Regions from separate parts of the Homo sapiens genome. Here regions 1, 3 and 4 are each linked to region 2. Evidence: chromatin contacts called from ENCODE Hi-C or POLR2A ChIA-PET data. All regions are on one chromosome and are shown on one strand. The core of a region is the stretch at or near the end of the contact, and the rest is flanking DNA. Distances in the headings are between cores, read along the strand shown.

What was found. A loop is a pair of places that touch in the nucleus more often than their neighbours do. ChIA-PET counts read pairs that join two places held with the same protein, here RNA polymerase II (POLR2A). Pooled maps may share reads with other maps.
Region 1: a map of CD4-positive, alpha-beta memory T cell shows a loop between it and region 2 (9-fold over the local background). The contact joins the promoter of DTWD2 here to the promoter of CSNK1G3 in region 2. A Hi-C loop is called at or near these places in 1 of 168 maps with a recorded cell type or tissue (CD4-positive, alpha-beta memory T cell) and 6 of 50 pooled maps. POLR2A ChIA-PET finds 5 or more read pairs at or near these places in 1 of 52 experiments (T-cell).
Region 3: a loop to region 2 is called in a map of CD8-positive, alpha-beta T cell, with 16 times the contacts of the local background. The contact joins the promoter of DMXL1-DT here to the promoter of CSNK1G3 in region 2. A Hi-C loop is called at or near these places in 2 of 168 maps with a recorded cell type or tissue (CD8-positive, alpha-beta T cell and naive thymus-derived CD4-positive, alpha-beta T cell), 1 of 37 single-sample maps with no recorded cell type and 12 of 50 pooled maps.
Region 4: a map of CD8-positive, alpha-beta T cell shows a loop between it and region 2 (10-fold over the local background). The contact joins the promoter of PHAX here to the promoter of CSNK1G3 in region 2. A Hi-C loop is called at or near these places in 1 of 168 maps with a recorded cell type or tissue (CD8-positive, alpha-beta T cell), 1 of 37 single-sample maps with no recorded cell type and 14 of 50 pooled maps.

The regions. Positions count from the first base shown.
Region 1 is chr5:118,987,164-118,989,863 of GRCh38, reverse strand. It overlaps DTWD2 (DTW motif tRNA-uridine aminocarboxypropyltransferase 2), which reads left to right and starts at 1,317. Exons shown (of 6, transcript NM_173666.4): 1 at 1,317-1,570. The coding sequence starts at 1,353. RefSeq lists a silencer at 1,404-1,733.
Region 2 is chr5:123,510,849-123,513,548 of GRCh38, reverse strand. It overlaps CSNK1G3 (casein kinase 1 gamma 3), which reads right to left and starts at 1,372. Exons shown (of 14, transcript NM_001364140.2): 1 at 979-1,372. RefSeq lists enhancers at 51-200, 1,231-1,440, 1,601-1,660 and silencers at 721-790, 961-1,050.
Region 3 is chr5:119,069,630-119,072,329 of GRCh38, reverse strand. It overlaps DMXL1-DT (DMXL1 divergent transcript), which reads left to right and starts at 1,440. Exons shown (of 3, transcript NR_134250.1): 1 at 1,440-1,524. It overlaps DMXL1 (Dmx like 1), which reads right to left and starts at 1,243. Exons shown (of 44, transcript NM_001290321.3): 1 at 674-1,243. The coding sequence starts at 760. RefSeq lists silencers at 807-1,086, 1,397-1,476.
Region 4 is chr5:126,599,690-126,602,389 of GRCh38, reverse strand. It overlaps PHAX (phosphorylated adaptor for RNA export), which reads right to left and starts at 1,443. Exons shown (of 5, transcript NM_032177.4): 1 at 1,332-1,443. The coding sequence starts at 1,427. RefSeq lists enhancers at 1-663, 664-1,511, 1,512-2,361 and silencers at 1,026-1,275, 1,396-1,605.

The DNA of each region.
Region 1 (2,700 bases), core at 68-2,567, 4.5 Mb after region 2:
TTAAAGATAAGTCACATGAGAATTTAATTTTGGCAGTTAAAGAATTGGTTCCCCAACCTAAATCTACAGACAAGATGAATTTTCTGATTCATCTCCTTTCCTACAGTTTCTGGATTTTGTTTATCCTCCGATTCCAAATGGCATAATTGCTAGTTCTTTCTCCCACTCTACGTCCATCACCAGGTGGGTGTTTCAGCCTTTTTCTATCCCTCACATAGGACGCTCCAAAGGAAAAGAGAGGTGCTGTTTCCGGGGGGAAAGAACGTAGGATAGTTGAAAACAGCACGGTATTTTATTCACAAACTTGATTTTAAGATGACTGAAAAATCTAATGTGAAATAAACATTTTAAGAAATACAGTATTTGCTCTATTACTGTGTTGTCTACTTTGCCTCACATTTAATCTATTACAACTATAGAGTTAAGACAACTGTGATTCCTAAGCTTAATTCACATGATTGATCAAAACCAAGCTTAATTCTGTTTTAATGTTGTGTATTGCTGGAAGTAACACAAAGCATTAATAAACAAAAGGAATTCGATACCCATTTTGGGTAAATAGTATTTCTGCCTTCATTCTAACATAGATTTCATTTTGGCTTTTAAAAAACAGCTGCTGTGCTATATACCGCCGTATCCAGTAGTTGTTAAATACCTGGGCAACGTTACCTTTCTAGGGCTTGTTTCCTCATACATAAAACCTATTGGTACCCCGGGCCAGCTCTCCTATTGCTTCCTGATCGGGGACGATCTAAAAATCTAATTTAACAAATATCTGGTGTCCAGTGTAAAATAGCATGCTTGATGTCTTATTAGCACAAGACATAGAAGAGCAGGAAATTCACATAAGGAAACGGACCAGCTGTGAGTAGTTCCCAGTGGATATAACCTCTCCTTTGTTGGCCTTTAAATAATAAGTGCATCAGCTGCCGCACCTGCGATGCATGCACGCGTGGAAATCCTGCAAATTCTTAAACTGCCATCCCAAGGCGGAAAATGCAGAATTCCATTTTATTTTAACTTTTAAAGGAGTTAAATTCGGGCTTGGTACTGGGGTCCTCTCGGGGAGGTTTCCCTTACCTCTCCCAATGACGCTACTTAACCTCACCAGCACTCCAACACTGCCCACACTTGCCTACCCAGTTCTAGGTGAACGGTCCCACTGGGCACGGACCAATGGGCTCGTTCCTTCCCAGCGGCAGGGTGGGACCTCCAGCCTGGGCTTCGGAGACCCGCCCCCCGTACGTGGCGTGCGGGCATTGCGCTACGCGGCGCGGGCCGGTTTCTACAGCGCGTGGCGCCCCCCGGCGGCAGCCGGGCTTCAATGCCACGGCCTGACCGGAGTGTCCGCCATGGAGTCGCAGAAAGAGGCACGAACACTCCAGGAGCCCGTTGCGCGGCCTTCTGGGGCCTCAAGCTCTCAGACGCCGAACGACAAGGAGCGGCGGGAGGGCGGCGCAGTGCCGGCGGCGGCTGCCCTGGGCGCAGAGGCGGACGACGACAGTGCGGACGGGCTGTGGGAGCTGCCGGTGGAGCCGGCCGAGCGGAGGCCTGAGTGCACCCGCTGCAGGTGACCGCGGGGCTGGGGGCGGGGACTGCAGCCGGCAGCGGCCTTCGGAGGAGGGTGCGGCGCCCCCTGCCGGGGAGTCGGCGGCTCGGGCAGCTCTGCGATTAGGGCGGCGGAGTTGGCGGGTGCACGTTGGAAATCTCGGAAATGCCAGGCACAGCTACCTAGTAAGAAGCCCTTTTTCCAGGTTCATGATTATCTAACCTTACTTCCTGCAATATGCTGAGCGTATCATGGGATGAGCAGACATCAGTTCTGTTTCCAAGAAACTTAAGCGTCCAATAGGGGAAGTAAGGGGTGATGACAGTAATACTTGTAAAATAGTTACACAGTCATATTTAAGTGGCATAGTTATATCACAGTTAAAAAGCATAAAGTGGATTGGAGGAGAGAGACAGTCTCCTTTACCTATCCTACCAGAACTCTAAATATAGGGCCTTTTCAGGTGTTCATTCTAGGTTCTCTTCAAACCCTACATACGTCCCACTGGTAATTTATAAAATCAGTTTTCATGGTAAATTATCATCTATATCCCAGTGTGTCTAGCTCAGACCTTTCTTCGGAACACCAGACCTGTGCATTAATTTATCAGGTGTTTATTGAGTGCTTTGGTAATCACTGACAATGCAGTGGAGTTCATGTTTTTGTAGAGTATTCTCTTACTGGATACGGATAATAAACCAGCAAACAAGCAATCAAATATGTAATTACAAACTGGGAAAAAAGCAGTGAAGGAAAGGAATGGGTTGCTACTGTAGAAAATAGCTCAATGGTGTCATGAACTATCTCTGAGATTTGAAAGATGAGAAGAATCCAGCCAGGGGAAAAGCATTCCAAGAAGGGGAACAGAAGGACTGAATATGGTTGAAGATCTTTACTGCTTGAATACTTGGAGTATCACACTTTGGACATTTTGACCTTTTCCTAGGGCTGGATTGTAAGACTTCAGAGGAAAGGATCTTGAATGTAGAATGTTTTTATATTTTCTAAATGTACTATGTATAGTTGACGCTCAGTAAACCTCTGAGGAGGATGGAAAATTTGTGATTAGAAGGGACTGTGAATTTGAACATAGGGGTTTGTGAATACAATTAATTTAAACAAGTCGTCTGAGGGGGTTGGGGAAGCATTTA
Region 2 (2,700 bases), core at 123-2,622:
AGTAAATATTTTAATAGAAGATTTAAAAGGAGCCACTGACCAGCCTGGGTGCTTACTACAAAAGAGTTGAAAGTAATTCACACAGTGTATCAACAGTAGCTGTCTCCCACACACACAGGCACACTCACTCTCTCCCCCATCTGAACTTTTCCTCCCTAAAACATGAGGTGGGAGAAGGGGAATGACCATGACACAGGCCTCACTACCCCCACCCCACGAGTAGACACACATCTCCCTCCTCATCCTGCTGAAAAGAAATGTGGAGGCTGTGGACCAAGAGACCCGATGCTTCTCAGTGTCACTTCCCCTGCATGTGGGATAAACAAACAAACCGGCACCATGAGAGTAACCATCAGAGTGATTTTGCTAACCTTTGACTAATGTCTTGGTTAAGTTTTGAGCTGAGTCAAAGCTCTAAGAAACAGGTAAATCCCTGTGTCCCCCCACCCAACCCCTTAAACACTCCAACGGGAAGTTTATCCCTGAGCTGAACGCTGGCCCCCGTCGCCTCCTCCCAGCCTATCCATGCCTCCTTCCTGCCTGAAGCCCCTACTCCAAAGGTAATTGTCTGGACACAGTCAAGGAGCACCGTGGGCGACACTCCCCACCTCCCAATCTCTCCTAAGGAAGCCCCCGCCGGCCCAGTTGGCCCACCTCCCTCGCCGCCCCAGTCGCGCCGCACCACTCCGGCAACTTTTGCACCCAGCCCGACCCGCCACCCGCGGCCCCCGCTGCCCCCTAGCCCTCCGCGCCCTCAGCCTCCGACCGCGGCCCCCTCCTGCCCACGCCTCCGGGCCACCCGCCATGGTCCTCGCCCACCCCTCCCCCGACACCCGCGCCTGCGGCGCCGCCCCCGCCGCACCCCACCCCACCCGCCCGGGACCCCAGCCCCACCCGGGAGGGAGGGCGCCGCGGCCGCGCCGAGGCAGCCGCCGGGCCGGGGCTGGCAGCGGAGCACCTACGCGCAGGGGGCTTTACCTCAAAGGCGCGGCCGCGAGCAGAGGGGTCGGTCCCGGGCGCGGGCGGCGCCCCCAGTCCGTCAGCGCCGGCGGGGGCAGCGGCGGCGGCACATCACACCCGCCGGCGGCCGGAGGAGGAAAGCGAGCCACGCAGGGAGCGAGCGAGCGAGCGAGCGAGGTAGGGGGGAAGGAGCGAGAGAGAGAGGTAACGCAGCGCTGCTCGGATTCGGTCCCTGCACTGCCGCTGGTGCCTCCTACCGCCGCCGCTGGCCGGAGAGTCGCCGCCCGAGCCTCTGCTGTCGCCACCGATGCAGCCCGGAATGAATGCACAGCAGCGCCTCGCTTATCCGGAGGTCAAACATCCTTCTGCCTCGGGCATCCGGATCGACGCCGGACCCGGAAGTGAACACATGGAAAAAAAATTAAAAAGGAAAGCGTCTGTTTAGCGGCGGCGGCCCCCAAGCTGCCCGCATCAGCGAAAACAGCCGAGTAGAGCCGAAGATTGCACCAACCTTCTTGGATTGGTCGGATCGCCGACCGGAAAGGAGACGGCGCGGTCATTGGCTGGCAAGGTGTATAAAGCCTAAGCCGCGCCCTATCCCCGTCTTTCTAGAGCCGTGCGTGAGGGAAAGTGGGGAGAGGCTGTGGATACGAGTGTTTCTCTGGATGAAGCAGTGGGCGGAGAAGCATAGCAAAGTCTACGCAGAGAACTGGAAGAGAACACCACCATGCTTTAGGAGAGCTACTAAGAACTGAGTGAGCAAAGAGCCTTAAGGGTACCATTGTGCCAAGTCAGGGTGCTGAGGCTTTCCCTGTTGTGCTCAGCCCGCCAGGTTCCAAAAAAATCTTAGGGCCCGGCCTAGGAGTATGACATCACTGGGTTGACATTTTTCCCCGCTTGTTTGTAACCCCAGTGCCATATCAGGGCTCCAACTGCTTAGAAATGTGAATTATGGCTCACATTTGCGTCTCATTTGCTGTTTGTAAGCTGAGGTAATCCTCTGAACTATATAGTGTGGCATTACCTGTTTTTCAAATTCACCTCCCAAAGTTCTGAGAAGCCAAACATCACCCAAGTTATCAAGTTGCAGCGCACAAACTGAAATCGGTGTTTCTGACTCACACTTAAGTCCACTCTGCCTACATAGAAAGACTGCATTCCTTTCATTTTCCCTCTTGCAGTTGCTTCCCTGGGATGGAGATAAGTCATTTTGGTAGACTTCTATGGAAATTGATCCACCATGAAGGCATGGAAACTATAATTTTTTAAAATTGTGATTCTTATGTCTCAAGTCCTTTCAAAAGTTAGGCATTAAGGTGTGCAGGAAGAAGAATCAGCCTGGTGCCATGTTTTTTAAATGTTCATTTTATCAAACCCGTTTATATTCTTAATATACTTACTGTATCAAGAAACTTGAGTCTTGTGTATCTCTATCTCTCCTGTCTACCTCTCAAAACGAAAAGACTAATGAAACAAATGCACTCCTTCATTTTCCTCCCTGCTTTGCTAGATTAACGGTATAGCTAATGTGTTACCTTTGGAAGGGTAGTTAGTATAGAAATCTGTTTTTGATTTTGGTTTGTAATACAACAGTGCCTTTTTTTTAAACCTCTCTTCTCACTTCTTCCCCAAACTGGAAGTTAAGAAGTGACTAGCATCACCAGCCTTAGAAGGGTAGTGATAAGAGCTTTGCTCCATGCTTACCACACCATCATTCTGTAGGAGACTCAAAAGCAGCTA
Region 3 (2,700 bases), core at 191-2,690, 4.4 Mb after region 2:
CTGACAAGTAGCCCGAAATTTGGTGCCCTCTTCTTGTCAATATGTGACCAATGAAAAGCAAGTTAAGCAACCTTAACCTGGGATTACCAGGTTATTGTAAAATATCCAAGAAATATTTTTAAAAATGAAAAGGCTTTTTTTTCTTTCCGAAGTTATTTCTCAGGGAATTAGAAAAGAAAATAAATGAAAAACACTGTTCTCAAGGCTAGTTGTTGATGGCAAACAATTGGTAATTGTTTTGAGACACCCACTTTTTAACTACAAAGATACTTGACCTTAACTTAGAATACAAAATGAAACCAATCTCCACTATTCCTAAATTTGACAATTTGAACCTATAGAATGGTATAAAAAAGCCCCCAACTCGTTACTCAACAAAGATTTTTGAACAAACGACTTTGGCAAAGCACCCTGGCCCAAGGCAGACAGACCAAAAACTTTAAAAATCCTACAAAATATTCTAACTTGAGTTCAGGCTCCATACAGTACCTCACTGACCGACATGGTTTTGCTTCCTTAGTTCTCAAGGGCCAGGTCTGCTGGGTTCTGGGTGGTAAGGACCCCCCTGGGGAGACAAGACCTCGCGCCTCTGCCCGTCGTTCTGGGCCAAGCTCGGCCCAGAATGACGGGCAAAGGCCGGGCCACGGGCGACGCGAGGGCCTCCCTCACTCACCGTGAAGCGCTGGTCGCCAATGCTGCCCACGGAGAAGCAGTGGTCGCCAGGGTTCACAGCCCCGGTCAGCACCTGGTGCAGGTTCATGTCGGCGCCCTAGTCCTGCAACGGACACCGCATCCAGCTCATGCCACGGGTCAGCGGCTGCTTCCCTCCCTCCTTCCCTCAGGGGCGGCGGCCGCTCTTCGGTGGCGACGGCAGAAGCAGCGACAGGCGCCTGGAGCCGGAGCCGCTCAGCTGGGGCCCGCGACTCATCCCGAGCCCCGGAGGGCGAGGCCCGGAGGGGGCGGGTCGGCGAGAGGGCGGAGCGCCGCGCTCCTTCGCGCACCTGTCACTCCCCGCGCTAGCCCAGGTGAAGCTCAGGGTCCCCTCACCGGCCACGACCCGGGGCCGACTCACCGGCCAGGAAGGCCGCGCTGTCCACACACTTCCTCTGGACCTCGGGCAGCCGCTCCTGACCCAGCCCGAGTGGCGCAAGCAGTACGCGCTCGCACTCCCCGCCTGACCTGTCCCTTCCCGGCTCCGGTGCCCGCCACCCCCACAGTCCTCCGCCACTCACTACGCGCCTCTGGATCCCTGCGGCCGAAATATCGCGAGACTTCGCTCGGGGCAGCTGCTACTGTGGTAAAGAATTCACTTTTTTACCACAGCGTGCGTATCAGCAAGTGAACATAAAAACGCCTCTTCTAGTCAGAAACTGGCCAATCCCGACCCCCGGTCCACCTAGGGCTCCGCCCACCACCGAGAATAAGCCAATCTCTTTGAGGCTTCTACAGGAGAACGCCGTGCGTTTGAGCTTGAACCTGATAAGCCTGGCAGAAGCCTGATGAACCCAGAATGAGTGAGATGTGGTAAGTTGTGCTTTAGGTTAGGGCGTCATCTAACTGTTGGGCCAGAAAATTTAAAGGGGAGAAGTGCATCCTAAAGGGAGTTGCAGTTTCCTCGGTTCTGGTAGGACTACAAGTCCCAATATGCACCGCTCCCCCGGGCGACCTGAGTGTCTCTTGAGTAAATGTGACCCTTGAAACGTCTACGTTAGCAGCTTAATGGTTTCTCCAGCCTTGCGCGTGTTTCCAAGTCCCTAAACGGGATGGTTTTTGAAAGGCTCGAACACTTGACAAGTAGGAAAGTGGTATTTTCTTAGCCTAAGTTATCTTAACACGTGATTTGAAATAGTGCTGGTAATAACAACACACCAGCCCTGCATTGAGCGTTTGTTTTGGAAAAGAACCTAGGAATTCCAGAATGATCAGAGTCACAGCTACAAACTGAGATTCAACTCTCATTGTATTTTGACACAAGTTTTGTATTATAATTGACAAACATCTGTTTATATGTCTCCCCCTGTATACCGTAAGCCTCTTTGGAATACAGAGGAACAGGACACAAGTCTGTCCTTAATGTCTAGCACCGCACCAGTCCCACCCATTCAGGGTGTTCTGTAAATGTTGCATGAATGTGTATAGAAACTCTCCAAATAGGCCAGGCACGGTGACTCACGCCTATTATTCCAGAACTTTGGGAGGCCGAGGAGGGTGAATCACGAGGTCAGGAGTTCGAGACCAGCCTGGCCAACATAGTGAAACCCCCTTCTCTACTAAAAATACAAAAATTAGCCGGGCGTGGTGGCTCCCACCTGTAATCCCAGCTACTCGGGAGGTTGAGGCAGGAGAATCACTTGAACCCGGGAGGCAGAGGTTGTAGTGAGCCAAGACCCCCGTTGCACTCCAGCCTGGGTGACAGAGTGAGATCCCGTCTCAAAACAAACAACCCTCAAAACTCTCCAATAGGCCAGGCACGATGGCTCACGCCTGTAATCCCAGCACTTTGGTAAGTCGAGGTGGGGGCGGGGGGATCACCTGAGGTTGGGAGTTCGAGACCAGCCTGGCTAACATTGTGAAACCCAGTTTCTACTAAAAATTAAAAAATTAGCCTGGCATGGTGGCACGCGCCTGTAATCCCAGCTACTGGGAAGCTGAGGCGAGAGAATCGCTTGAACCTGGGAGACGGAGGTTGCAGTGAGCCAA
Region 4 (2,700 bases), core at 194-2,693, 3.1 Mb before region 2:
GAGGCTAAATAAACCTGCTGTAGGTCACACATCGGTGGCCCCAGGATCTGAACACAGGCAGCCTGGCACCAACGCCCTCTCAAAGAGGTTGCTACCTACCAAGGCAGTCAAGACAAATTCCCGTTTAGAAAGCAGGGAAGCTGGGCCGGGCGCGGTGGCTCGCGCCTGTAGTCCCAGCACTTTGGGAGGCCGAGGCGGGTGGATCACTTGAGGTCGGAAGTTCAAGACCAGCCTGGCCAACATGGAGAACCCCCGTCTCTACTAAAAATACAAAAATTAGGCCGGGCGAGGTGGCTCACGCCTGTAATCCCAACACTTTGGGAGGCCGAGGCGGGCGGATCACCTGAGGTTGGGAGTTCGAGACCAGCCTGACCAACATGGAGAAATCTCGTCTCAACTAAAAATACAAAATTAGCTGGATGTGGCCGGGCGCCGTGGTTCACACCTGTAATCTCAGCACTTTTGGAGGCCGAGGCAGGCCGATCACTTGAGGTCAGGAGTTCGAGACCAGCCTGGGCAACATGGTGAAACCCCGCGTCTACCAAAAATACAAAAATTAACCGGGCGTGGCAGCGGGCGCATGTAATCCCAGCTACTCGGGAGGCTGAGGCAGGAGAATCGCTTGAACCCGGGAGGCGGAGGTTGCAGTGAGCCGAGATCGCGCCACTGCACTCCAGCCTGGGCAACAGCGTGAGACCACCTCAAAACAACAAACAAAATCAGAGAGGCTAATGCAAAAGCCTAGTGCCATGGTACCGCATGACAAAGCTAGGTTCGGTGGAAACATGGAAAACCAGATCTTTGAGTGAGCGATAAACTTCATTCCTGGGCCTCAGTCTCCCTTCGGCTCAGGGAGAAAATGAGCATCACAGGCTGTTTCAGGCTGATGTCCCTAGATGCTACATATTTGGCAAAATCTGCCCCTTTATGGTTACCTAGCGGCGATGGAGTGGGGAAGCCCCAAGTTTAGAAAAGAAAGAGCGGTAGGCGGAGGTGAGACGTCTAAGAGGCCGCCGCAAGCCGGCCTCCAGGAGGCGCCAGGGCTCGCGCGCCCCGCCTCGCAGGGAGCAGCCAGTTCGGGGTTCGCACGGCCAGCCGCTGCCGCTGCCGCCGTCGCCCCTCGCCCCTCGGCCCCCGCAGCCCGGGCTCCGTGAGCCCGCCTGGGGGACGTCTGCTCGCCCCTTCTGCGGCCACTGACCCGACAGCCTGGGCTCCTCGCTCTGGCCCGGGCTCCTAGCTCCCACCCCTCACCCTCACCGCTGCCTGCGCGCTCCCCGGGGCCCAGGCTCCGCGCGCCCAGCCACGATCACCCACCCTCCTTTCACACTCACTGGCAATTGCAGCGGCCTGTCGCTGGGTGCGACCGTCATGTCGGAATCCGAGTCGGAAAGCTGCCCATCTTCCATATCGCCGACCTCCAACGCCATCTTCCCGCGGTGCGCTGCGCTGCACAGCGGCGGGTCAGGAGAGCACTTCCGGCGGGGCAGCCGGAAGGCCCGGCGGCTCGGCTGCTCGGGCGCCCCCGCGCGGAGGCCAGCCTGTCCCAGCGGCCTGAGGCGTCCCATTGCATTCCAACTACCCCGGGAAAATGAATCCCTTGTTCCCCCAACACTTTTCTTCCAAACTTTATTTTCGTGCAAACATAAATATGTCACGTATCGCGGTCGTCTGGGATTCCTCCCTTGGCCGTACATCCTTCCCCTGTATGCTCTGGACAAGCCTCCCCGCTTCTGTTCTTGCTCCTCCACAATCCACTCTACATATTGCTTCCAGGGAAGCCTTTCAAGCTGTATAGTCCGCCCTCTGTATCCACTCCCCATCCACGGATGCCGAACCTGCGGATGGGAAGGACCCACCGTGCACCCCCACATAATGTAAGGGGCTTGAGCATGGCGGATGTTGGTATCTGTGGGGGTCCTGAAAACAATGACCCGCGGATACCTAGGGAGGATTGTACCTTAGCTCGAATCTTCCAAGTGCATCCCTCCCCAAAACAAGGACTGAGTTCTCAGCATGGTGTTTGAAATGTTTGTTTTCCGGTGTCGTAAAGAAATAGCAACATAAATTTAACTTACTGAATAAGGCCATTTTTACTTTCTGCAGAAAGGGTACACTCGCCAGCAGTTTTGCCAGGAGAGTACACTGAACAAAAGGAGACAGGGTCATTTATAACCTGACGTGTTTACCTTACTGCTGTGGCTGGTTTTTATTGGCTGGACCGGACCTCACATTTTGTATTTGTCCCGATTGGCTAGCAACTTAGAACTTTTTAAAAGAGGCAAAGGTAGAGGAGAACAAAGGAAGGAGGAAGTAACTTGTGGAATGCTGAGAAAGATGAAAACACTTTTAAATAAGGAAGAGGAACAGGCTATGACCTAATGCTTGCTTGGACTAGTAAAAGCATGCCAGGGCAAATATTTAGGCTAAATTGTGGGAGCTAAGAACATAAAGTACATTTTTTTTTATTATGGCTAGCAGATATTTAAGAATGTTAGCACAGATCTTTGAATAAATTTTGCTTTTAAGAGAAGTTACTATTTATTCCTAATTAGACGGGGAGGAAAGTTTTTGAAGAGGAACCTCTGTTTTACTTTGCCACATGGCAAACAAGGTCATGTGGACTGGGCATCTGGTCACTGGTCCTAGTGTGTCCCCCTGCCTAACCGCTGGCGCGCTGAACCTGTTGTTCCTCAGGCCAGG